Linked DNA regions of Homo sapiens: region 2 is linked to region 1. A link is an interaction called in ENCODE POLR2A ChIA-PET data of the cell type or tissue named here. Cell type or tissue: PC-9. All regions are shown on one strand. Each heading gives the region's core, and the rest is flanking DNA. Links, peaks and the distances in the headings are about the cores only.

What was found. Peaks named below come from ENCODE experiments on the same cell type or tissue, not always from the same donor. Only the 100,000 strongest peaks of a DNase experiment are listed, where the experiment ranks them.
Region 2: POLR2A ChIA-PET joins it to region 1 with 11 read pairs; 5 of 35 experiments call an interaction of 5 or more read pairs at or near these places.

The regions. Positions count from the first base shown.
Region 1 is chr15:39,296,206-39,308,384 of GRCh38, forward strand. All of the region lies in intron 1 of LOC105370777 (a long non-coding RNA gene), which reads right to left. Among named protein-coding and RNA genes, the nearest start is that of LINC02915, 52 kb to the left of the region's middle. In PC-9, for the core only: no CTCF peak of the experiment used is centred there; a DNase peak (open chromatin) is centred at 4,746; H3K27ac peaks cover 1,028 bases.
Region 2 is chr15:39,207,574-39,219,752 of GRCh38, forward strand. The region is part of intron 1 of LOC105370777 (a long non-coding RNA gene); the gene reads right to left. It overlaps LOC124903467 (a long non-coding RNA gene), which reads left to right and starts at 3,337. Exons shown (of 3, transcript XR_007064589.1): 1 at 3,337-6,607; 2 at 6,909-7,024. RefSeq lists enhancers at 5,182-5,713, 5,519-6,718. In PC-9, for the core only: no CTCF peak of the experiment used is centred there; a DNase peak (open chromatin) is centred at 6,028; H3K4me3 peaks cover 358 bases; H3K27ac peaks cover 1,582 bases.

The DNA of each region.
Region 1 (12,179 bases), core at 2,207-10,206:
GTCACATTCACGGGTACCAAGGATTAGGACTTGCACATATCTTACGGGAATCTATTCAACCCACTACACCAGCTGCATGACCTTGGGCAGGTTATGCAAACGTTAAGCCTCAATTCCTTTATCTATAAGGTATTAATAATAACAACACTAGAATTATAATCAAGATTAAACAAGATAACGTATATAAAGTGCCTAATATATTGCTTGGTTTATAGTGAATACTCAACAATTGTTAGCTGCCAGTATTACTATTATTTTCATTATTTTACTATTAAACACTCTGCAGGATTCAGAAAAAATAAAACACAAATCCTGTCCCCAAAAGTCTTACAATCCAAGAAAGGATGAATGTACATTTACGCCAGGCCTGACTTTAACTTTGTAACTCAGTATCATTAAGCACATGGGTGCTAAGACATTTTAGGGTACAGAAGACAGACTACAGGTTGATTCTTGAGGTGCTGAAAGACTAAAAACTTTCCCTCTTTAAAATCAGCATGCTCTCCTGTCCCTTTCTTCTAGAACTTCCCAAGGAAAGAGCAAGTGAAAAAGAAGCTTTTGCTATGCTCCTTCTAGTTTTCCACAATCACAAATGAAACATCACTTAAAATTGCTAGGTACAAGGGCCACTTGTGTGAGAATTTACACAGGCAGCAGCAGGCAACATCTTCCCACTAATCTTCCCCACTGGCTCTAGTTTCTTACCACTTGTCAATACATTGACATATTATAATACATGAAGGTACAAATCAAACATTATGTACACAATTCATTCTTCTCATACTGTCGGCTGCCCCAGTAAGTCAGCATTGTCACAAAATGAAATTGAATCTCAAAGGACTCAAACACCAAGTGGAATGGAGTATTAATGAGTAGAAGATCCACCAGAGTAATGTGTTAGGCCTTCTGAAGAAAAGAAAATGCAAATGACACCTGAGTACAGCACTAGTCTCACAATGACATGTTTCTTAGTAATTGAACAAAATATGTAACTATTCTCAGTTGCATTTCCCTCTCAGTCCTATGTTCATTTATTTGTGGAACCTAAAAGAAAAGTAGAGGTTTCACCCAACAGAAAAGGAGAGATATCACCCAAACACTCAACAAGATATACATACCCAAATAACTGGTTATTCAGTGAGTTCCAATTTACTAAGTAGGTTTCATGTAGTCAAAACAGTCAAATAGATTTATATATAGACATGATCTTTAATACATTTATATTAGTTATTAATTAATTTCACTCCAAATCATTGAGGCTTAATTTAAATGAACCCTTATGAAAAAGGTAATAACACTTACAAGCTTAACAAAATGAAAAGTTTGAACTGGGTGGGGAGAAAGGTTTTTGTTCATTGTTTTCTAAATTCTTAAACAAAAACCATAGACATGTAAGGAGGCTTTGGAAAATTTTAAAGCGAAAAGATCTGAGGAGGTTTTTGACCAAAAAAAACAAACCCAATCAATTTTAATGTAATGCCTAAGATCCAAGGATGTAATGACAAGAGAAAACAGAAGCCATTTGTGTAGTTTGAATTTAGCTATTTTTTCCTGAGACTTACTCTATTTGCAGTTGATGGGGTTAATGAGTGGGTCTGTTGGCCTGGTGGTTATATGATCCTATGCAAAAGCCACATGGCAAGAGAAACCATTCCCCATATGTCCTGATTTGGATCACTCCTGTGCTGTCTGCAGTAAAGGATCATTTCATCCAAATCTGTGGTCAGTGGCAAAACTATTTGTTGAACTATCCCAAAGCACAGAGCCTCACTTATTGATGAAGTGACAACTCAGGGGGCCATACAAATGGTTTTGTGTTTTTTTGTTTTTCCCAGGGAAGAGAAAATTAGTGCTGGAACTCAGGTGCATTCATTACGGAAACTGAAGTCTAAGATGTCACCACAAATATCATACAGTGAATGACTCCAAATCTGGAGGGGTGGAATCATGAAATGCAAGGGGAAATAATATTCTGGGATCCAAATACACAGCCAGAAATGGGCTTCTCTCAACTGATTTGTATGAGGTCAGAGCTTTGCTCTGGTATTTGAGTAGAAACAAAATCTTGGGAGTATGTTTCCTTTTTGGAAGTCCCCCCAGTTCTGCAGTACAGTTGTCTAGGACCAAATCTCCTTCAAGAAAATAAGGAGGGAAATTGGTTTCCAATTAAATGCTGAATGTACCATCAGAACCAAGCAAAGCTGCCTCCAACATTTAAAACATTCAAAACACTAAGCAATTTGACATACTTTTTCAAGGTGTTGGCCTTTTAGAAAGCCTGAGGAATGTTATTATAAGACACAAAGTGAGAAGCTTATGTACCATCCACCCTTTTTACCAGACTTAGAAGTTCCTCCCAGATTCTTTTAGGAGCAGAAGCAGAAGGCAACTGAAGGTGACATGAGGTGGCTCTACTCGTTTATAAGTTTAGGGTCTGTGATAAGGGCAGAAAACCATAGATGATGAAGGTACAGACCTTTTTCTCTGTCGTAATCATACTCAAGCTCTTTGCCAAGTTTAGAGGTTTAAGTACAAATGTCAAGCACCCTCTCTGAAATGTTGCCACCAAGAGCACTCCACACCTCCATCTGGAACTTCAGAAGATCACAGGCTTTTCATAAATCCCTGTATCATCCCACGAGCTATGACATCTCAGCAGCTACAAAGTCTAGGCCACTTGTATATCAGTCCGTTTTTCATAGTCTCTCCAGAGTTCCTTTTAACCTTTCTTTCATTGCCTCTGAGAAGAGCTGAGTTATAGACTCTGCTTATATATAAACTCTATTTATATAGACTCTAATTATATGAATAATTATTTCTTCAGGGGCTCTTGCAAATTAACACAAAATAATAATTAAAAATGAAACGAAATTGAGGATATTCTTAGAAAGGGTGAAGGACATGAAATACATTACTATCTGGGATTTCAACCTTTCCAAAGGTCAATAAATCCCCAAATAAAATGTAAATCCAAGGCTACCTGAGAATTCCATTTCTGTTGCATCTTTGTTCATGATGAGCATATGTCTTTTCATTTTGAGGACTTTTTAAAAGAGAAGAGTGACACACAATGCAACATGGACAAGGAATGAAAATTGCTTTAGACACTGCACTTTGAACATACAAACCTGGGAGGTGCCAGGGTCTGACACTGTATATTTCTTCCTTTGATCTGATTCTTCCAAACAGGATCCATGTACTGGCAAATTTCCCTAGTGTTCCCTGGTAAGCATCAAAGTAAACCACTGGTTGGCCTCGGTATTTCTACATTGGCTTTCTCCATTGTTTTTATACATAAAAAAAAAAAAAAAAGAAAACTCACTGGGCATTTTACATGTGGTTTCCATATTGTTCCTTAATCATTCAGTTTGAAAGTAAATCAAAGAGGAATGAAGAGTTAAAGTGCTTGAGATTGGGGTGAAAACTTCAGACTCCTGTAAGTCAACATTAATGTGTAGAGCATTTAATACAATTCTGGAACATCTGCAGGGCAGCTGTCTTACACAGACCAGGTTCTCAATAAGCTTTCATTATGTGTCACCACAGAATGGGAAACAAATATGTGTGTGTGAGTTGGGGAAGCAGAGGGTGGGGGGTGTAATTTGTAGGAAACCTAATTGATGTAACTTCCATTGAAAACAAGACAGATTATTCAAACCTATTCACAACAATATGATTATGAATACTCACCAGAGATATACTGAGTAATTACTGAATTAATGAATCAGGAAGGTTACTTTTCCCCCATGTACATTGGGAAATCAAAACTCAGTCAATTGTCTTTATGGCAGAACAAAACAACTATGATTCAAATATCCAACAAAGTTGGAAAAACCTGGCTTAACTGAGGGATGAGCTTATTGCATGCCTGCTCGGGTCACATGGGACATCTCAGCCCCTTTCCTCTCCCTCAATCTTGTCCCCTCTGTGGGCAGAAGCTCACCACTCAGCATCTCTTGTGCTTTTATCCTTAGGTTCCAGTTAGAAGCCATAGACCTCTGCTGCTTCTCCCAATTCTGTCTTCCTCTGCTGATCACACTGCAGAGTTGGTACCTCAGGCTGCCTACTCTCTGCTTTTAAAAGGCTTCAGAGAACCCTTCTTTAACTGTGGTCTCTGGAAATTTTCTATGAGATGTTGATTCTTATTCTACAAGAAGAGAATCTCATGGTCTAATGAATGTGTAAAACATCAAGTTAAACAGAGTTCTTTACTACAGAGCTTCTCGAAGCCTTTAATTTACCACTGTACATTATGGATCCAGGAGAAAAAGCAGATTTGGTCTGGCTGGGTCTTCCAGGGGTTCAGACATTTTTAAAACTCAGAAAATAGAATTGTTTTGTGTTTCTTCTTTCCAACCACTCAAAATATTTGAAAGGTTTGAGTCCGCTCCCTGTAATAACAAGGCAGTGCATTTTAGTCACCTGCAAAGCATCCTTCATCTTCTACTTAGAAGACACTGGGAAAAAATGAGAAGAAAACATTTACTCACTTTTCAGGAATCTGATATATTAATACCCAAGTTATTTTTACAAATTTGCAATTCATTGCTATGTTCATACTGGTTCTTTCTGAAATTACTATTTTTCTTTCATTCTTTTTTTAATTATACTGTTCTTATTTGCTATTATTAAAAAGAAAAAAGCCCCATTATCAGCTACCTAAAGAATGGCAGAGCACAACTAGGAAATGTCACCAACATGAAAAAGAAAGATTAAAATCTTCCTACCAAATACCTAGACTATGAGTCAATCAGGAGTTGAGCGACTTGAGTTTAGCCAGGCAGGGCTGGAAATGACTAAAATAAAGGACAACCAGGCTACTGATAGTAAATCACAGCTGGAAATGAAATTAAACTTTTAAGTTTAAGATTTTACAATTTGTTTTGGTGTGTTGGTGGGTGAGTGGTGGTGTGCGTGTATGTGAGTGGATAGGTATGTTACTGTGTAAAGGGTAAAGGTTTGGGGGTAAAGTTTTCAGTGGATAAGGAAACAAACAAGATTTAAAAATTTAGTTAAATAAATGGAGAGTGGAGAAGACATTCAGGTGGAAAAATACAAAATTAACTTTAAAAAAGAAACTGAGGGATCCAAAGGTCTGTAAGAGAAATATTCTACAACTGGAGAACATGTCTAAGACACACAAAACTTTATCACTATGCAGATTGTACACTATTTCTTATGCATCCCAATAAATGTGCCCAAAGGTAGCACTTTAAGCTGCACAGAAAATACCAAAGCCCAGACATATTTCAATGCCAGTTCCTGGGCAGGCTGGCCCTCAGGCAAAATATTCTGGAACACCTGGTTGGCTGGCAGATTTTCCTGGATGGCAGTGTTTTGGGACCAAACAGGCATTTATTTCAGCCTCTCTGATGCTTTCATATGGTAAAGGAGCAATCAAAGAATACTGGCTTTATTTTCTGAAGCACTGGTTTTGATCCACCTAAGAGGAAATGGCAGGGGCAGGGGATGGGAGGAGGGAAGGGGAGTAATGTGTTTCACAGCTTCAAATCAAACACTGTTGGAAAAAATGTCCAGAAAGCAATTCAGAGTGAAAATATTTGCTTTCTGGCTAAATAGCCAGTAGCTTTTTATTGCAAAATGGAAATAAACAGTACTGCTCATTTATACCAAAAAAGGGCAATCTACAAATAACCCAAATCCAAAAATAAAGGTATTGCCCAACAGACTAGGACATGATTCACTAAGGTCTTGACTTCAGAGTTTCACCAATGGTCATGGCACATGGATTAGAGTGGGCTGCGGTCGTGATTAGTATTAATAGTAAAAAGTCTCAAATATGCCCAAGTCCACACCCCAGAAGGATATGGGCCACAGTCTGTGTGATCCTTACCCTTCACTCTATTTATTGAACAGATGCATTCTCTCTCTCGCTCTCTCTCTCACCCTCATCCCATGCCCTGCGATGCTGAAGACCCATGTCCAGACCATATGCAGTGACCAAAATAAAAGAAAATCACACTGAAATGAACTCTATGAAATTGTTCTCTTTAATAGCCAACAGTTTATAAAAGAGAGTGAAAAAATAAATACAAAGCTAATAATGCTTACAATGAGGAGACAGAAGTTGGCCAAGAGAAAGAAAGAAATCATAATAGTATTCATTCATTCAATAATGCATTAAATACCTACTACACTGGGAACTGCAGATACAAGGAATAAAATATATCATCTGGTAAGAAATACGGGAATCAACAGATATATCATTCTAGATGTTCATGTATAAACTGATATTTTACATCCAAATAGCACTTTGAAGGCTTCAGAGACTTTTCAGCCACATATTTCACCTGATCCTCATAACATCATTTAGATATAGATCAGGCAGGTAATATATGACACTACAAAGTCAGAAAGGTTGATCTTCTTTCAAACATTCTGTTAATAAGGATGAGAACAGAGATTGAATCTCTGGATTCTTGTGCCACCCTCTATATATCTAGAAAATGAACAGTAATTTAGTAAGAAATCTTTCTGTGTCGAATCACTCCAAAAATAGCTGTTCCTCTGGATCCCATAGTCTGCACTAATTAGTGTATTAGAGCTATTTTTGGAGTGATTCAACACAATAAGATGACAATTATAAGGAAGCTTGTTTGTTAGCTTTTGATGATGACCAACATATATCATCTTGTTTGATGATGATTAACATAATCAAGCACTAAAGAATAAGCTACCTAACATCCATCCTTGAACTTTGTATGTAAACTGGAGTCTTCTCAATCCTCTAGAATTTGTCTGGGTCACTGCCATTCCAGAATCTACTCATGGTACCTTCTGTATCAGGCAGGTTTTATTCTCTGAGGTTTGGGCTCTAGTTTCCACCCACATTCACAAACAATGGGCACAGTCACGGAGGCTCTGAATGCAAAGCTGTGGACTCTTCTCAGCATTTTTGTGGTTGTCTTGGACATTCATAAGGATCCAAATGGACCGGGTACTTTGACTTAGCACCAGTCTCTACTTTTAAACTATTCAAAACATCCCTGTAAAACTTAGAAATGGCTCATGGCTAGGGTTGTATTAATCAACCTTGGGTTTTTAATAAATTCTGTTTGTTAGCATTTTGCAATTCTAGAATTTCACTTGCCCTTAAAGCTAAGTCATAAAGAATGGAATAATTCTAGACTACTTTTACTGCACATTAGATGAAAGACTTCCTCCCAGCAAACATATCACTATGTAGAATTAGTCACAGCTACTAGTATTAAAAATCCCAGACAGAATTTGGAAGTCCAAATTGTGAATTATTATCCGTTAGTTCATCCACTGAAATCATACTTAGAATCTACTATGTTCCAGGTGCTCTTCCAGACACAAGAGCCCCAAAAGTATGAAGACAGTCAAGCTCTCCACTTTCATGAGGAGGAAATAATAACCAAGGAAAAATATGCAAGATAATTACAGTTAGTGTGAGTGCAAAAACACAATAAAATAAGATGATATATGAAGAGTAGGTAGGGAAGAGGACTTTAGATCAGATGATCAGGGAAGGACTCGAGTAAGTGACATTGGAGGTGCACATGAGGTTACCAGCACTTGGAGATTTGGGGCAGAGCACTTTAGCCAGCAAGACCAGCAAGAGCCAAGGCTTGGGGTAGAACTGAGTCTGAAACTACACCTAGAGCATGGCAAACAAGGGGCATCGCTAGTCCAAGAGGTTAGAAGTGAGCTGTGGTAAAGAGATGAGATCTTTGTCCTAAGTGTAATGGGAATCCACTGGAGAATTTAAGTTAAGGTAGTGAAGTTATCTGATTTCAGCAAGTGGACCCCAGAACCCCTAAATATAGGAAAAGATGCTCTTTAGGAGGCAGTTGGCTTATTTTCCTGATGAATGGAAATGCTGTGTCTGAATAACTTGCAAAAGCAAAGTGGAAAATCTGCAGGTGCCACTCTTGAGTGCAGAGCCTTGCTATTTACTTATGGATCCCAGAGGTTTCTGACGTGGTCCTGGTATAAAAGATTCTAGGCAGCTGTGAAGAGTGAGTCCAGGGGTAGCCAATCCCGAGTTCTGTCTGGGCATGTATCACAGCCACAGTCACGGAGGCAAGTTTGTGAAGGTGGCTTAACACACAGCATGAGTATCCCAGCATCGTTGCTGAAATTGCTTCCTCCCTGCTGTCTCCCAGGAAACAGACTCACTGACCCAATCTTTTTCTGCATTTCTAATTTCTGCCATCAATGGCCAGTGATTATCTAAATGGGATTGCTCAAGTATGTCTTTACTGTATTGAAGATGAAATAGCAGCCACAAGGCATTTTTTAAGCATGAACTACCTTTAGTATAAAATAAACTATTTCATTTATTCAGCTCATCATCTGTTATCCTTAAACAGTTCCATATGCATTGGTTTATATTTGATATACAAGACTGCTGAGCCATAGCACCCACGTGGTAACAGCAGGCACACGTTTTAAACAAGCTTGATGTTACTGCCCTATAATATCCTGCCACAGAGCATTCTTTCCTAAGAGTACAATGCTCTTTGTGAATATCACCTCATTAATTCTGGGAGAGGCAGTGACAATCCCTTTCCCCGCATTTTACCCGTAAGGAAACAGAACCACAGAGAGATTCAGAGTGAGCCAAGATGATGTGCAGTTACTTGATGGCAGGATCACAGATAAATTCCTCATTTCATTTGAACTGAAGACTTTACATCCTGCCCCACCCACACGATGCCAATTCATCAAGCCCTAACGAATAAAGCTACCTAACATCCATCCCTGAACTTTATATGTATCCTGGAGTCTCCTCAATCCTCTCCAATTTGTTTGGGTCACGGCCATTCCAGAATCTACTCATGGTACTTTTTGTATCAGGCAGGTTTTATTCTCTGAGGTTTGGGCTCTAGTTTCCACCCACATTCACAAACAATGGGCACAGTCATGGAGGCTCTGAATGCAAAGCTGTGGACTCTTCTCAGCATTTTTGTGGTTGTCTTGGACGTTCATAGGGATCCAAATGGACCGAGTACTTTGAGTTAGCACCAGTCTCTACTTTTAAACTATTCAAAACAGCCCTGTAAAACTTAGAAATGGCTCATGACTAGGGTTGTTTTAATTAACCTTGGGTTTTTAATAAATTCTGTTTGTTAGCATTTTACAATTCAAGAATTCCACTACCTTATGTCTCAAAATAAAGTTAAATTTTAAGAAAGTATTTTCCATCTTGAGTAGCCTACCAGTTACTGTTGATGTCAATGATGCCAAATTTTTAGTGACTTGTTTCAGGTTTGATGAAGCTCATGATGACAGCTGTCTTTTGTGGCTTGTAGAAAAGCAAAGGAAATGCAGAAAAAAGACATCTGATCTGAAATTACTTGGTGGGTAAATGTGAATTTGATATCTGTGAGAAGCAAGTAATATTCCAGTTGTCTTCAGGTTATTTTCTCCAGCAATTTTGCACCATCGCTACATCTCTAATATCACTGTAGGTTGTCTTTCTCAGTGTGAAAAATAAATAATGAAAATCTCTAGGTTGGACTAAAGCAAAGGACAACAATGGGTCAGCCACATCAATCTCCCTTGTGCTCTCAGTTCTCCTCAAGTATTTCGTTTTCATGGCATTCCTCAGTCCACCTAACCATCTGGGCCCATAAACAAAAATATTCATTAGTCCCTTAACAAAGAAACCTTATTCACATGGTTCCAAAGCCATGAGTACATTCTCAATTTTTAAAATTTTTTAATTAAAAAATAAAAGTTGAATATATTTATGGTATACAACATATTTTGAAATATGTATACATTGTGGAATGGCTACATCAAGCTAATTATCACATGCATTGCCTCACATGCTTATCATTTTTAGGGGCTGAGAATACTTAAAGTCTACTCTCTTAGTAATTTTCCAGTGTATGTTGTACAACAGATCTCTTGAATTTATTCTCATAAGTGAAATGTTGCACCCTTTCACGAGTATCTTCTCTCTGCCCCCATCCTCTAGACCTTGGTAACCATCCCTGTACTCTCTACTTCCATGAGTTCAAAGTTTTTAGATTCCACGTATAAGTGAGATCATATGGTATTTGTCTTTCCATGTCTGGCTTATTTCACTTAACATAATGTCCTCCACGTCCATCTGTACTGATGTAAATGGCAGGATATTCTTATTTTTTTCAGGCTGAATAGTATTTCTTTGTGTATATATACCACATTTTCTTTATCCATTAATCCACTGATGCATTTAGACATTTAGGTTGATTTCACAGCTTGGCTATTGGGACTAATGCTGCAATAAACGTGAGCATGCAGATATCTCTTCAACATACTTATTTCATTTCCTTTGGATATATACCCAGTTGTGGGATTGCTGGATCATATGGTAATCCCATTTTTAATTTTTTGAGGAAATTCTGTACTATTTTCCATTATGGCTATACTAATTTACATTCCCAATAACGGTGTGCAAGAGTTCCTTTTTCCCTACATCCTCACCAATAGTTGTTATTTTTTGTCTTTTTGATAATAACCATTCTAATAGGTCTGAGATGATATCTTATTGTGCTTTTAATTTGCATTTCTCTGATGATTAATGATGTTGAGCACCTTTCCATATGTCTGATGGCCATTTGTATGTCTTCTTTCGAGAAATGTCTACTCAGGTCCTTTGTCCACTTGTGAATCAAGTTATTTGTGTTCTTGCTATTGAGTTGAGGTCCTTATATATTTTGGATATTACCCCTCATTAGATGTATACTTTGCAAATATTTTCTCCCATTCTGTAGATTGTTCCTTCACTCTGTTGTTTCCTTTCCTGTGCAGAAGCTTTTTCGTTTGATAAAATGTCATGTGTCTAGTTTTGCTTTTGCTGCCTATGCTTTGAATTCATATCTAAAAAATAATTGCCCAGACCAATGTCATGAAGGTTTCCTCCTATGTTTTTTTCCAGTAGTTTTACATTTTCAGGCCTTATGTTTAAGTTTTTAATCCATTTTGAGTAGATTTTTGTCTGACGTAAGACGGGGGTCTAATTTTATTCTTCTGCATGTGAATATCCAGTTTTCTGAGCACAACTTAGCAAAGTCTTCTCTCCCCATTGTGTGTTCTTGGCATCTTTGTCAAAAATCAATTGACCATGAATGCATGATTTATTTCTGGGATCTCTATTCTGTTCTATTGGTCTATGTGTCTGCTTTTATGACAGCACCATGCTGTTTTAGTTACTATAGCTTTGTAGTAGATTTTGAAGTCAGATAGTGTGATGTCTACAGCTTTGTTCTTTTTGCTCAAGATTGCTTTGGCTATTCAGGGTCTTTTGTGGTTCTATATGAATTTTAGGATTTTTTTCTACTTATGTGAAAAATGTTATTCACAATTTCATAGGGATTGCATTCAATCTGTAGATCACTTTGGGTAGTATGGACGTTTTGACAATATCAATTCTTCGGATCCATGAACACAGAATATCTTTCTATTTATTTGTGTCTTCAACTTTTTTCATCAATGTTTTATAGTTTTCAGTGTACAAATCTTTCACCTCTTTAAATGTAATCCTAAATATTTTTATAGCTATTACGTATGGGATCATTTTCTTGATTTCCTTTTTAGGTAATTTTTTTGTAAGTATATAGAAATGCTACTGATTTTCGTGTATTGATTTTTGTATTCTGCAACTTTACTGAATTCACTTATTAGTTCTAATAGATATTTGCTGAAATCTTTAGATTTTCTAAATATAAGATCATGTCTGCAAACAGAGACAATGAACTTTTTCCTTTTTAATTTGGATACCTTTTACTTCCTTCCTTTGTCTAATTGCTCTGGCTAGAAATTCCAGTACTATGTTAAATAGAAGTGATGAGAGTGGGCATCCTGGTCTTGAACCTGATATTAGAGGAAAAATCTCTGAACTTTTCACCACTGAGTTGGATGTTAGCTATGGGTTTGCAGTATATGGGCTTCATTGTGTTGAGGTACATTTCTTCTATACCGAATCTGTTGAGAGTTTTTAATCAGGAAAAAATGTTGCATTTTGTCAAATGCTTTTTCTGAAACTATTGAGATGATCATATGGTTTTTATCCCTTCTGTTAATATGGTGTATAACATTTATTGATTTGCATATGTTGAGCCATCCTTGCACCCTAGGGTTAAATCCCATGTAATCACGGTGAATGGTCTTTCTAATGTGCTATTGAATTTGGTTTGCTGGTA
Region 2 (12,179 bases), core at 2,712-10,711, 88 kb before region 1:
ATGCTTATAGTAAAATACAAGAGAAAAACTTAAGGCTGCAAATATGTACTATTCCTTAAAAAAGAGAAGAATGATGTGAAGGCTACTCAGAGGTAATCTGGGCTGCCACTCCCATCACCGGCCCAGTGGTAGGGCTCGCCTCTTCAGATTCAAAAGGCCAGCATGTCCCTGCCCAGTGCCTCCTCTTTACCTAAGCCGAAAGTGGCGTATTCCACTTCATTTACTGCCAGAACTAGTCATGTAGCCCGAAAAAACCTGAAAAGAATCACAAGGATCTTTGAAAAGTCCTACAGGCCTCTCTCAGAGCTATTATATGCAAGAAAATGAGATAAGTGCTCAGAGATGTTTAGTGTACACACTGACACTGTTTGGATTTCTGACCATGCTAGCACTCATCTCTAAGATCCTTTCCTCTCATTCATCCATTCATTGACTCATTTATTCTCCAAGTCACTCACTTGTTTAGTATACATTTACTGAATATGTACCTGCCAAGATTTGTGCAGGATGATGGCATAAAATAGGATTAAAATTGATCTTTTTCCTCAAGAAATTCATAGTCTAACATACAAATAAATGTATAAACATTACCATATTCATAATTCAATGTAAGATCAACTATGATATAAATTAATATTAAGTGTGATAGAAATACATTTATTCACTTCCCATTCAGCTAATACTCTACCTTAGTGTGTGCCACACCCCATGTTAAGAAGATAAACAAAATAATTCTCACTCGACACAGCAGGGAAGGTATTTAAAAAGATAATACTTGGGTTGGTCACTGAAGCCTGAGTATGTATTCTCCTTGAACGTGAAAAATCTTTATTTAGCTCTTCAAGTGATAAAATGTACCCAACCACTCCTTACTGCAGAATCTAGTAGGTAAGAGTGCAGGCCAGTGGGGTGACTGGTTGTAAATATTAATTCTTGTATTTATTAGCCATTTATTAGCTATTGACTTAACTTCCATAAGCTTCAGATTTTCTCACTTGTAAAATAGTAACAACAATAAAATCTACTATCCAGACCTGTTCTGAAGCTAAAAGAAAAAAATACATATATAAAGCCTTAGCAATAAATAATAAGTGTGAGTTAGCATCACTGTGATTAGTATTCTCCCAGAAGAGGAAGGGCTCTACTAAGACAATAGTGTCTGTAATTAATATTGCAAGCTGGATCACTTTCCAAATAGATCCCACCGTGTCTCTGAACTCTATCTTAGCAGTAGTTGAAACAGATAAGCAAGATTTCCCACTAGCCTGTGAGTGTCAGAATTTACAATTTTTATTCTGTTACAGTGCCATGAGATTCCTGTAGTGCAAACTGCAGGGCCTTGTGAGTGCATGGTGATTGGTGAAGTATCAGACTCTGGATCAGGAAATGAAAAATCCTCTGCGTAGAACAACTTCTTGCCAACCCCCTACCTGTGATTCTTTCTCTTCCTCATCTAGGTCTTAGCTTTTGAATCAGTAGACTGAGTTAAGCAGATTGTCCTCCCAATGTGGTTGGGAATAATTCAATCCTTGAGGGTCTGGATAGAACAAAAAAGTGGAGGAAGGGAGAATTTGTTCTCTCTGCCTGACTGCTTGAGCTGGGACATTGGACTTCTCCTGCTCTTGGACTGGGACTTAGTTATTGCCTCCTCTAGGGAGCCTTGCTTTTCTTACCACCCCACCAAGCCCTTCATATGTTTCCTTCTGACTACCTGGGCCTCCCTACAGAAACTCTTAAGAATATATACAGAGGGAAACCCAGGGGGGATATGTATATATGTATGTATGTATGTGTATGTGAATATATGTGCGTATGTACATACACACACATATATGATATATATCCATATATATATAAAAATGTACATAGGATATGTATATATGGATGTATAAAAGGATATATACATACACATATAAGTACACATATTTTTATATATGTGTGTTATCTTTATATCCTTATATGTGTGTGTGTGTGTGTGTGTGTATATATAAGGATATAATAACACACATATATAAAAATATGTGTATATATACATATATATCCTTATATACATCTTTATATATACACATATATATTTTCATATATGTGTGTGGGTTATATATAAGTAACACTATAGATAAAATACTGACTTGTCTGCTCCTCCCACTGGACTCTGAGCTCTGTCATAAAAGGGACACTAGTTCTAAGTCCATCACTATGCTCGCAGTACTTAGAAGAGGGCCTGGTGTAGAGTAGGTGCTCAATATATTTTGAGGTCAGAAAACACAGTTACATTAGGAATGGGAGACTATGAAATAGTTAAGAAGCTTATTATCAGATCTTAAATGAGTCTAGAGCCTCAATAAAATGAGGAGCTCTTAGATGCGGCTCATGATAGTTGAAGTAGAGAACATATGTCATAGGAATCAGGAGGCAAAGAGATTTCATGGCTGAGCATCATAAATATCAAAGTTGAAGTTACTGAGTCATGGTTATATGATTTCTCCTACAAATGTGGCAGCTCAGTCATATTTATGGGTTTGATAATTTTTTAAGCCTTTGAAGAAAATCCTGGTAAGAAAAACTCACCTAACTTCTTGGCCCTGCATTCAAAGATTTGACACACACTATACACATACATATACATATACATATACGTATACGTATACATATACATGGAAGGTGTCAAGACCAGAATTGTACTCTTTGAGACAGAGGTGTCAGTCTAAAAAACCAATTTGAATTGAATGTCAAAGTTCACTTAAGTAGACCTTGGGCTACAATTTATAGAAAATATGCTCCTGCATCTGTAATTCTGCAGTTCAGTTGGGTGTAGAGGACCATCCAAACCAGTTTCTCAGGAGATGCTAATCATGAATTGTAATAGCATTACTGTATTCAGCACATAGACAGCTCCACCCCATTATAAAAGTGAAGTTCACCTCCCTCCCCGTCCCTCTAGCAACTTCCATCTTTTCAGTCTCTCAATTCCCCTACCTGAACTTCTCTCATACAATTCCCAGGCCTATCATCATTCCACACACAGGGAAACACCATAAACCATTGACCATTTTTCTAGAGTCACTTTAAATCAAAGTAATAATTTTTAGCGTATATTCCTCTGACCTCTAGCAATGAAAAATCATGTTAGCTGCGAAAAACCACATAACAGGATTTGAAACAATATATGAATAACTTCCTATGGAAAGAAACTGATTCTTTGACTTTTTTTTTTAACATAATAGCAATAGAAAATAAAAACTCAAAGTGAAAAATATCTAATAGAAAGTTGGAAGGTCCCTTTAAATATAAGAGAAGGCTTTGGCATATTTGGGATTAACATGACAATAATTTTTTTTTTCAAAATTTGGTCCAAGGGTCATAGTAGTCTAAAAATTTTTTTTCTGATATCCCAGATTGCTGGATATTTCTGACATACAAGACTCAATTAGGAAAAGACAAAAGGATCAAAGAAGAGAAAGCAGAATAACACTGACATTGAGAATGACTCTAGATGGGAGATCACCTAAGGATGAAAGCTTTTCTGGCAAACAATATGCAAGTATATTTATACTCTTGCTGCTCATTCCTTTTATTTAAAAACCATTGCAGGAATAAGGTGACATAAATTGTAGACTCCATTAACAATTGTTCTAGGGAACAATTAATACATGTGCCTACTCATATTACACTGAGCAACCAGGTCTACCAGCCATAGTTTTTGAATTCTGACAGCACCAGTTTTAGATATCTGTTCCATAGTGTGTAGGTAGTGTGAAAATACACAACCTATTTTCTTAAATAAATGTTCTGAATGTTTCCATATCATGGAGGTGGTGAGCCAACATAACCAACACTGATATGCAGTTTTTATTCTGAAAAAATGAAAATGAAATTAGTCAAGAGCTGTCAGGAAGAACAAAGAGGTTTCTTGTGGAATTTGTGTGTTAAATACAGCAATGGTTATAACTTTGTTCCTCGTATGAGGTAATGTTTTCCCAGGGATATTTAGTAATATTTAGCCATCAATCAATTGGCATTGCATCAAAAAAAAACACCTGCACTCCCACTAGATTAGCGGTGTGGTTTCCTAATCACATTGACAAAGAGCTAACAAAGCATGTGATATGTGGTGGAAGAGAAAACAGAAAGCTCTGCTTTACATCATACTGTTTAGGTGTGAGGATGGACCCTAATCTGCTTACACTGCATTGAAGCTGAAAGTGCAAAATAAATTCATTATCCTGGACTGGGAGACAGTAGACAAATACATCTCTTGAGAGGACAAATAACTTTACACAGAAAAGGGGATATCATATCATTTAATGAGGCAATAAGAACAACTTTTCAGGAAGACGGCCGGGCAGTGTGAGTTCTCTCATAGACACAGCGGAAGAGGTTTTTTGGTTTTGTTTTGTTTTTTTTGTTGTTGTTGTTGTTTTTTTTTGAGGAGAATGACAGCTTACTTAACAACAGACGTTTCTGTGATTGGAGAGGGAAGAAATGAACTGCTTTGCCGCTATTGCCTGTGATGGGTACAGGAATCCCAAAGCTTTGGGAGATCAGAAGAGATGTCCAATTCCTGCAGGAGATGCTTCACAGACCCCTTAAATCATTGATCATCTTCCCTTTTCATTATGCGATTTGTATCTAAGTCCCTTTACAGTAATTTCAGTGTCTGTTTAATCTTTGAGGTCCCCACAGAACCTATTACAATGTTTTACATATTGTAAGACACACAGTAAGAATTTGTGTATTGTAAGTATTGACCTAATATATCTGCACTTTTAATGTATTCAGTTAAAATATAAATTGTATTTTAAGAATACAGTAAATAAAAGAAATGCTCCTATCAAGGCATTTCTCTATCCTATGTCTATAAGTTTATTCAGATTCAAGTGTGGGAATTTACATTCATCATTAGTTCATCCATTCATTCATGTATAATGGGTACATAGTAATTATCTACTATATGCAAAGATCTCTAAGCCCTATGATGCAATTTAAAAAAATGTTAAAGTGTCTGGGCGCAGTAGCTCATGCCTGTAATCCCAGCACTTAGGGAGGCCAAAGCAGGGGGATCACTTGACCTCAGGCATTCAAGACCAGCCTGGGCAACATGGCAAAACCCCATCTCTACTAAAAGTACAAAAATTAGCCAGGTGTGGTGATGCGTGCCTGTAGTCCCAGCTACTTGGGAGGCTGAGGCAGGAGAAATCGCTTGAGTCCGGGAGGTGGAGATTGCAGTGAGCCGAGATTGCACCACTGCACTCCAGCCTGGGCAACAGAGCGAGACTCTGCCTCAAAAAAAAAAAAAAAAAGAAATGTTAAAGTGAATATCTTCATTAAGAATTTATAATTGAAAATATTTTCCATATTAGTGGAAAATCTCTATTTCAAAATTGATAACTTAATTGAATCTAAACCCAGTTGAATAAGTATTTAATTTGTGCCCACTACATTACATTTTGTTGCCTGCTCTGAATTTTGCCTTCTACTCTAGCATATTCATTAATGGGATTAGAAGGAATAACTTTTTGAGATGGGTGAAATAAGTCCGACCCAAACAGCTTTGAAATAAAACATGGGCCAGTAACAGTTACTTACAACTGTCTTTAGCCAACATGTCCCTGGCTGAAAGGTTCCTTACCATGGCGATGTTTTGGTCCAACAGGACAAATGACCTGTGAGATGTGATGAAGGAGAGAGAGATGAACAAAAAAGAGGTAATGCACAGCCATGGATTTCCCGAAGCCCCTCTCCTTGAGGGCTCTTCTTGTGCTCTGGGGAGATGCGCCACTAAAAGAAAAGGCTAACTGTTCAAGGTGAAAAAACACCACTCCCTAAAAGGAGCAAGACTTGGCTGCATGCAGGTAACACTATGAACTAGATAAGAACATGCTTAAACTCTTCAGAGTAAAAGCATCTATTCAAGGGAAAAGAATGCGGAAGGTCGTGTATGCCCATGACCAGAAATTTAAAGTGTTATGTGGAGCAAGGGGACCTATGCAGAGCTATGTTATGAGCTGAATGTAAAGAATGCAGCTTACAAGTGGCTTAAATTCTTGAGGGACCGGAATGGTTTTGTTCTGGGCAGCCTGATCAATGGGAGCTTGTCTTTGAGCTATTCGCTCAGCAAGTGACTCAGCACTTGTGACGCCCGCTGTGAGACAGGCTATTGGCTGGGGAAGAGAAGATCTTTTCAAGTACATCAGAACGGCTCTGTCTCAGATAACCTTCCCCTGACTTTGTGACTGAGCTTCCAGAAACATGTCAGGGAGTTTCTAGGAAGGAGGCCAGAAATCATGCAGTTAGCAAGGGAGATCCAGCTGTGCCCACCTCAGCCTGAGAGTTTTATTCACTTCTTCTGCAGGGATCATTTTCAGCCGTTCAAAAAGTTTCCTACTGTTTCACCTCGATGGGGACTTTACTTGCTTTTCTGTGCAGGTTCTCTATTAGTTAACATGTTCCTCTACCCCATTTAACTTTTGAAGTGTGGGGCCTCTGAATGAGAAAATGGATTGCGTCTTCCAATATCAAAATGGAGTCCTACTCATGATAAGTAGTTTAACACTTTTCTGAGAGTATTGAGTTGCTTTAGGAAGACCAAGTGATTGGGTTTCAAGAGGTATGGCTTAAATCCCTACTCTGCCAATTATTACTTGTGAGATTTGGGAGGAGGTCACTTTTAAACCTCGCATTCCTCATGTGTAAAATAGGGATAATAATATCTAGCCTATTCATAGTTATTTTGATAACCCCAATGAGATGAACCGTACGAAAAGTGCCACGAAGACGGTAAAGCCCATAGACAAATAGAAATTCTTATTATAACTTTTCTTCTGCATGTATCTACTATCTTTATGTAACTCTTAACCACATTCTACTTTGTATTACAGTGACTTTTAAGTATTTTTCTTTCCCCTCAGAGATACCAAGTTAAAGGAATTCACATCATTATATCTCCCAGAGGACAAAGCCTAGAACTTTCTACATTCAAGTCAGTGAATATTGGGGAGTGGGGAATCCATGAATTCATTATGTGGTAAGTGAAACTCTGTGGCACACAGTTTGTGGTTCTGTCAATTGTTTTCATTGCTTAGATTTAGAAAAAAAAAACAAAACATTTTGAGGGAAAATATCTTCTTTCCTCCTAAAGTAGTAATTTCAGGTGGTATTCCAGAAACTCCCAGACATAAAATGGCCTCAGGAATGTCATATTTCACAGCAATTGCCATACAGAAAAACTCCTCTGCTAAAAACAGCAGTCTGTTTACCCTTTTAAAATTTCACCCACCCTTTCTGCCTCCCTTGTTTATTTTTCCCTAAACCCTAAGGATAGTGATTACTTTCTATAGCTGCTACCCCAACTAAACCACAGAAATCTCTATATTCCTTTTTGAACTCAACTGTTTACCTAGTTGAGAACTCTTTATATTAAATTTCCTTCTTCAAATTACTAGTATGGGTTCTACCACCTGACTGGATTCCACACAGCAGAGCAGGTACTGAGAGGTGCCCCAGTCCTCCCTCTGGAACTATTATCCCAAGAACGCTTCTTCCTAGAAAATGGGATAAAATATCTACATCATATACACATGTCTGGAAAACTCAAGATGCTTTTGGCAAGAGGTCATAACATCTGGCAATATCCCGAAAGAGCTTTTTGAGCAATTAAGAATGTCATCGGAGTCCAGCCCTTACTTTAAATTTCCACAATTTGGGCTTTATAACTACAGTTTGCTTCTTCAAGTATGTTCTTCATTAAACAGAAACACACATTTATGCTCACACGTGTGCCACGTGCATATGAAGCATACATGTTGTATCCATATTTGAAATGTGCAACTTATTCTTTTTTTATAATTTTTCTAATGAAATATGTAAATCTTCATTAAATTTCAGATAAGACTAAGCATATCTTTCCTCACAAAGCAGTGGTTCACCTAGAAGAAACTGGCAGCTCACAAGGGAATCATCCCAGGACAAAGCTGAGGAAATAAACTTTTTATTTTTTTTTATGTTTTTTTTTTTTTATAGTAGAGTGATTCTGGTAGAGAAATATTAGGATTGACCCATTTAATTTATCAAATCATTGTCTTATTATTATCATCATTATTTTTGAGATGGAGTTTCCCTCTTGTTTCCCAGGCTGGAGTGCAATGGCGCAATCTCAGCTCACCACAATCTCTGCCTCCTGGGTTCAAGCGATTCTCCTGCCTCAGCCTCCCGAGTAGCTGGGATTACAGGTATGCGCCACCACGACCGGCTAATTTTGTATTTTTAGTAGAGACAGGGTTTCTTTATGTTGGTCAGGCTGGTCTCGAACTTTCGACCTCAGGTGATCCACCCGCCTTGGCCTCCCAAAGTACTGGGATTACAGGCATGAGCCACCATGCCCAGCCCCACTGTCTCATGAAATTGTTTGTATTTCCCTTTTTGCATAAAGTTTTGTTTTTATTATTGTTATATAAGCTATAAAATGCTAGCCTGATTGATTCTTGCACAAAACTGTGAAGCAGGCAAGGATGACCTTTTCTGCTCATTTTACAAGATAGTGCATACTGGAAAGTTTAAAGGGTTTAGCTGAGATCACACAAATAATAAGAGGCAGAGTTAGAAGCAAAACAGATACTTTCTGTCTCTTTTCCATTCTCCTATGCTGCCTCTTCATGTTTCATTTTTTACATAATAAATCAATATTGTATTTTAAGGACTGGATATTATTAACACATTCTACATACCAGACATTAAGTCGAGTGCTTTTGTATGGATTAAAACCATCTTTTAAAACATCTACTAGGAGATAGCATAATGATTATCCTTATTTTATGGATGAGGCTTAAAGAAAATAGAAAAATTGATCAAGATTTCACAGTTGTTGAGCGCCAGAAGTGAGATCCAAATCCAGACAATCTTAATTTAGCACCAAAATGTTGATGTCCTGCACTATCACACTTCCCTTACTACATAGATATTTGCTGTAAAGAAATGGTGCTGTAAAGAAATGAACAAAAGGAGAAGAGGTCACAGAAGTTTATAATCTAAGTTTTAAGAAATTTGCTGTTCCTTAAGACATAAATAATACAAAGTAAATAAAGTAAATATACAATATAGATATCAATCAAAATGAAAACTGATTTTTGGGAAAAATCATGCAATTCCGTTATTAAGAAATGAAAAATCTAAACTACATGTAAGAGAAATACTAAGTAAACATAAAATTTTAGTCATATAGGTTACAGTTTTGTCTTAAAACACTGCTATTAATCCATTTATTTTTAATTAATCAGTTTAGACACAGCAAAATAAAGGAAAATTCAGGCCAATATTCTTGACGAACATAGATGCAAAAATCCTTCGTAACATACTAGCAAACTGAATCCAGCAGCACATCAAAAAGCTCATCCACCACAACCAAACAGGATTTCTCCCTGGGATGCAAGGTTGATTCAATATATGCAAATCAACAAATGTGACTCATTACTTAAACAGAACTAAAAACAAAAGCCACATGATCACCTCAATGAGTACAGAAAAGACTTGATAAAATTCAACATCACTTCATGTTGAAAACTCTCAGCAAACTAGGCATTGTAGAGACATACTTCAAGATAATAAGAGCCATCTATGAAAAACCCGTGTCCAACATCATACTGAATGGGCAAAAGCTGGAAGCATTCCCCTTGAAAACCAGCATGAGATAAGGATGCAGTATCTCACCAATCCTATTCAACAGAGTTCTGGAAGTCCTAGCTAGAGCAATCAGACAAGAGAAACGTATAAAGGGCATCCACTTTGGAAAGGAAGAAGTCAAATTATCCTTGTTTGCAGATGACACGATCTTACATATGGAAAAACTTAGACTCCCCCAGAAAACTATTAGAACTGAGAAACAAATTCAGTAAAGTTGCAGATATAAAATCAACATACGAAAATCAGCAGCATTTCTATATGCCAACAGTTAACAATGTGAAAAACAACTCAAAAACATAATCTCATTTATAATAGCTATAAATAAAACTAAATGTCTAGGAATTAACATAGCCAAGGAAGTAAAAGGTCTATACACTGAAAACATGAAGCACTGATGAAAGAAATTGAGGGGGATACCAAAAAATGGAAAGATATTCCATGTTCATGGATTGGAAGAATCAATGTTGTTAAAATGTCCATACTACCCAAAGCAATCTACAGATGCAATGCATTCCCTATCAAAATACCCATGACATTCTTCACAGAAATAGAAAAAACAATCTTGAAATTTATATGAAACCACAAAAAAATGAGGATCGCCAAAACTATCCGGAGGGAAAAAAGAACAAAACTGGAAGAATCACATTACCTGACTTCAAATTATACTACAGAGCTATACTAACCAAAGCATGGTACTGGCATAAGAACAGACATACAGACCAAAGGAACAGAATAGAGAACCCAGAAACAAATCTATATACCTACAATGTAATGCAGAACTCATTTTCAACAGAAGTGCCAGCAACATACATTGGAGAAATGATGGCTTCTTCAACAAATGATCCTGGGAAAACTGGATATCCAAATTCAGAGGAATGAAACTTGATGGCTATCTCTCACTATATACAAAAGTCAAATCAAAATGGATTAAAGACTTAAATCTAAGACCTCAGACTACGAAACTACTACAAGAAAAAGTCAGGGATACCTTCCAGAATGTTGGTCTGGGCAAAAATGTCTTGAGTAATATCCCACAAGCACAAGCAACCAAAGCAAAAATGGACAAGTGGGATCATATCAAGTTAAAAAGCTTGTGCACAGTGAAGGAAACAATCAACAAAGTGAAGAGACAACCCACAGAATGGAAGAAAATATTTGCAAATTACCCATCTGACAACAGATTAATAATGAGAATATATAAAGAGCTCCAACAACTTTACAGGAAAAAATCTAATAATCCAAATTAAACATGGGCAAAAGATTTGAATAGACATTTCTCAAAAGAAGACACACGAATGGCAAACAGGGATATAAAAAGGTGCTTGGCATCACTGATGATTATCAGAGAAAAGCAAATAAAAACTACAAAGACACACAATCTCAGCCCAACTAAAACGGTTTTTATTCAAAAGACAGGCAATAAATGCTAGCGAGGTTATGGAGAAAACAGAACCCTTGCACACTGTTGGTGAGAATGTAAATTAGTACAACCACTATACAGAACAGATTAGGGCTTCCTCAAAAAACTAAAAATAGGGCTACCAATATGATTCAGCAATCCCACTGCTAGGTATATAACCAAAAGAAAGGAAATTGGTATATCAAAGAGATATCTGCACCCCCAAGTTTGTTGCAGCACTGTTCAGAATAGCCAAAATTTGCAAGCAATCTCAATGTCCACCAACAGATGACTGGATAAAGAAAATGTGGTACATATACACAATGGAGTACTATTCAGCCATAAAGAATGAGATCCAGTCATTTGCAATAATATGGATGGAACTGGAGATCATTATGTTAAGTGAAATAAGTCAAGCACAGAAAGACAAACTTCACATGTTCTCACTTATTTGTGGTTGCTAAAACTCAAAACAATTGAACTCATGCAGATAGACAGTAGAAGGATGGTTACCAGAGGCTGGGAAGGGTAGCTGGGGGAAGAGGGAGGAGTGGAGATAGTTAATCAGTACCAAAAAATATATGGTTAGAAAGAATGAATAAGATCTAGTATTTGATAGCACAACAGGGTGACTACAGTCAGTAATAATTTAATCATCCATCTTAAAATAACTAAAAGAGTATAATTGTATTGTTTGTAACACAAAGGATAAATGCTTGAGGGGATGGATACCCCATTTTCCACAATGCTATTATTACTTATTGCTTATCTCTATCAAAGTATCTCATGTACCCTAAAAATATATATACCTAATATGTACCCACAAAAATTATTTTAAACAATTTTTTTTAAAAAATCCAAATTTACAAAAAGGTTAAAAAAACCCAGAAATTATAAATATGAAATACTTCTTTCTCTTGATTATTTTGAAAGAAAATTGATTCCTTAAAGCAAAAAAAAAGAAACATTTTAATTGGAGAGTTACAATGTACTTAAAAGCAAATACATGATAACATTAACTAAAGGATGAAATTAACTTTCAATCCTAAAGTTAAATTATATATAACTTTCTCATGTTTATTTGAAGTATTACAACAGTATCTCT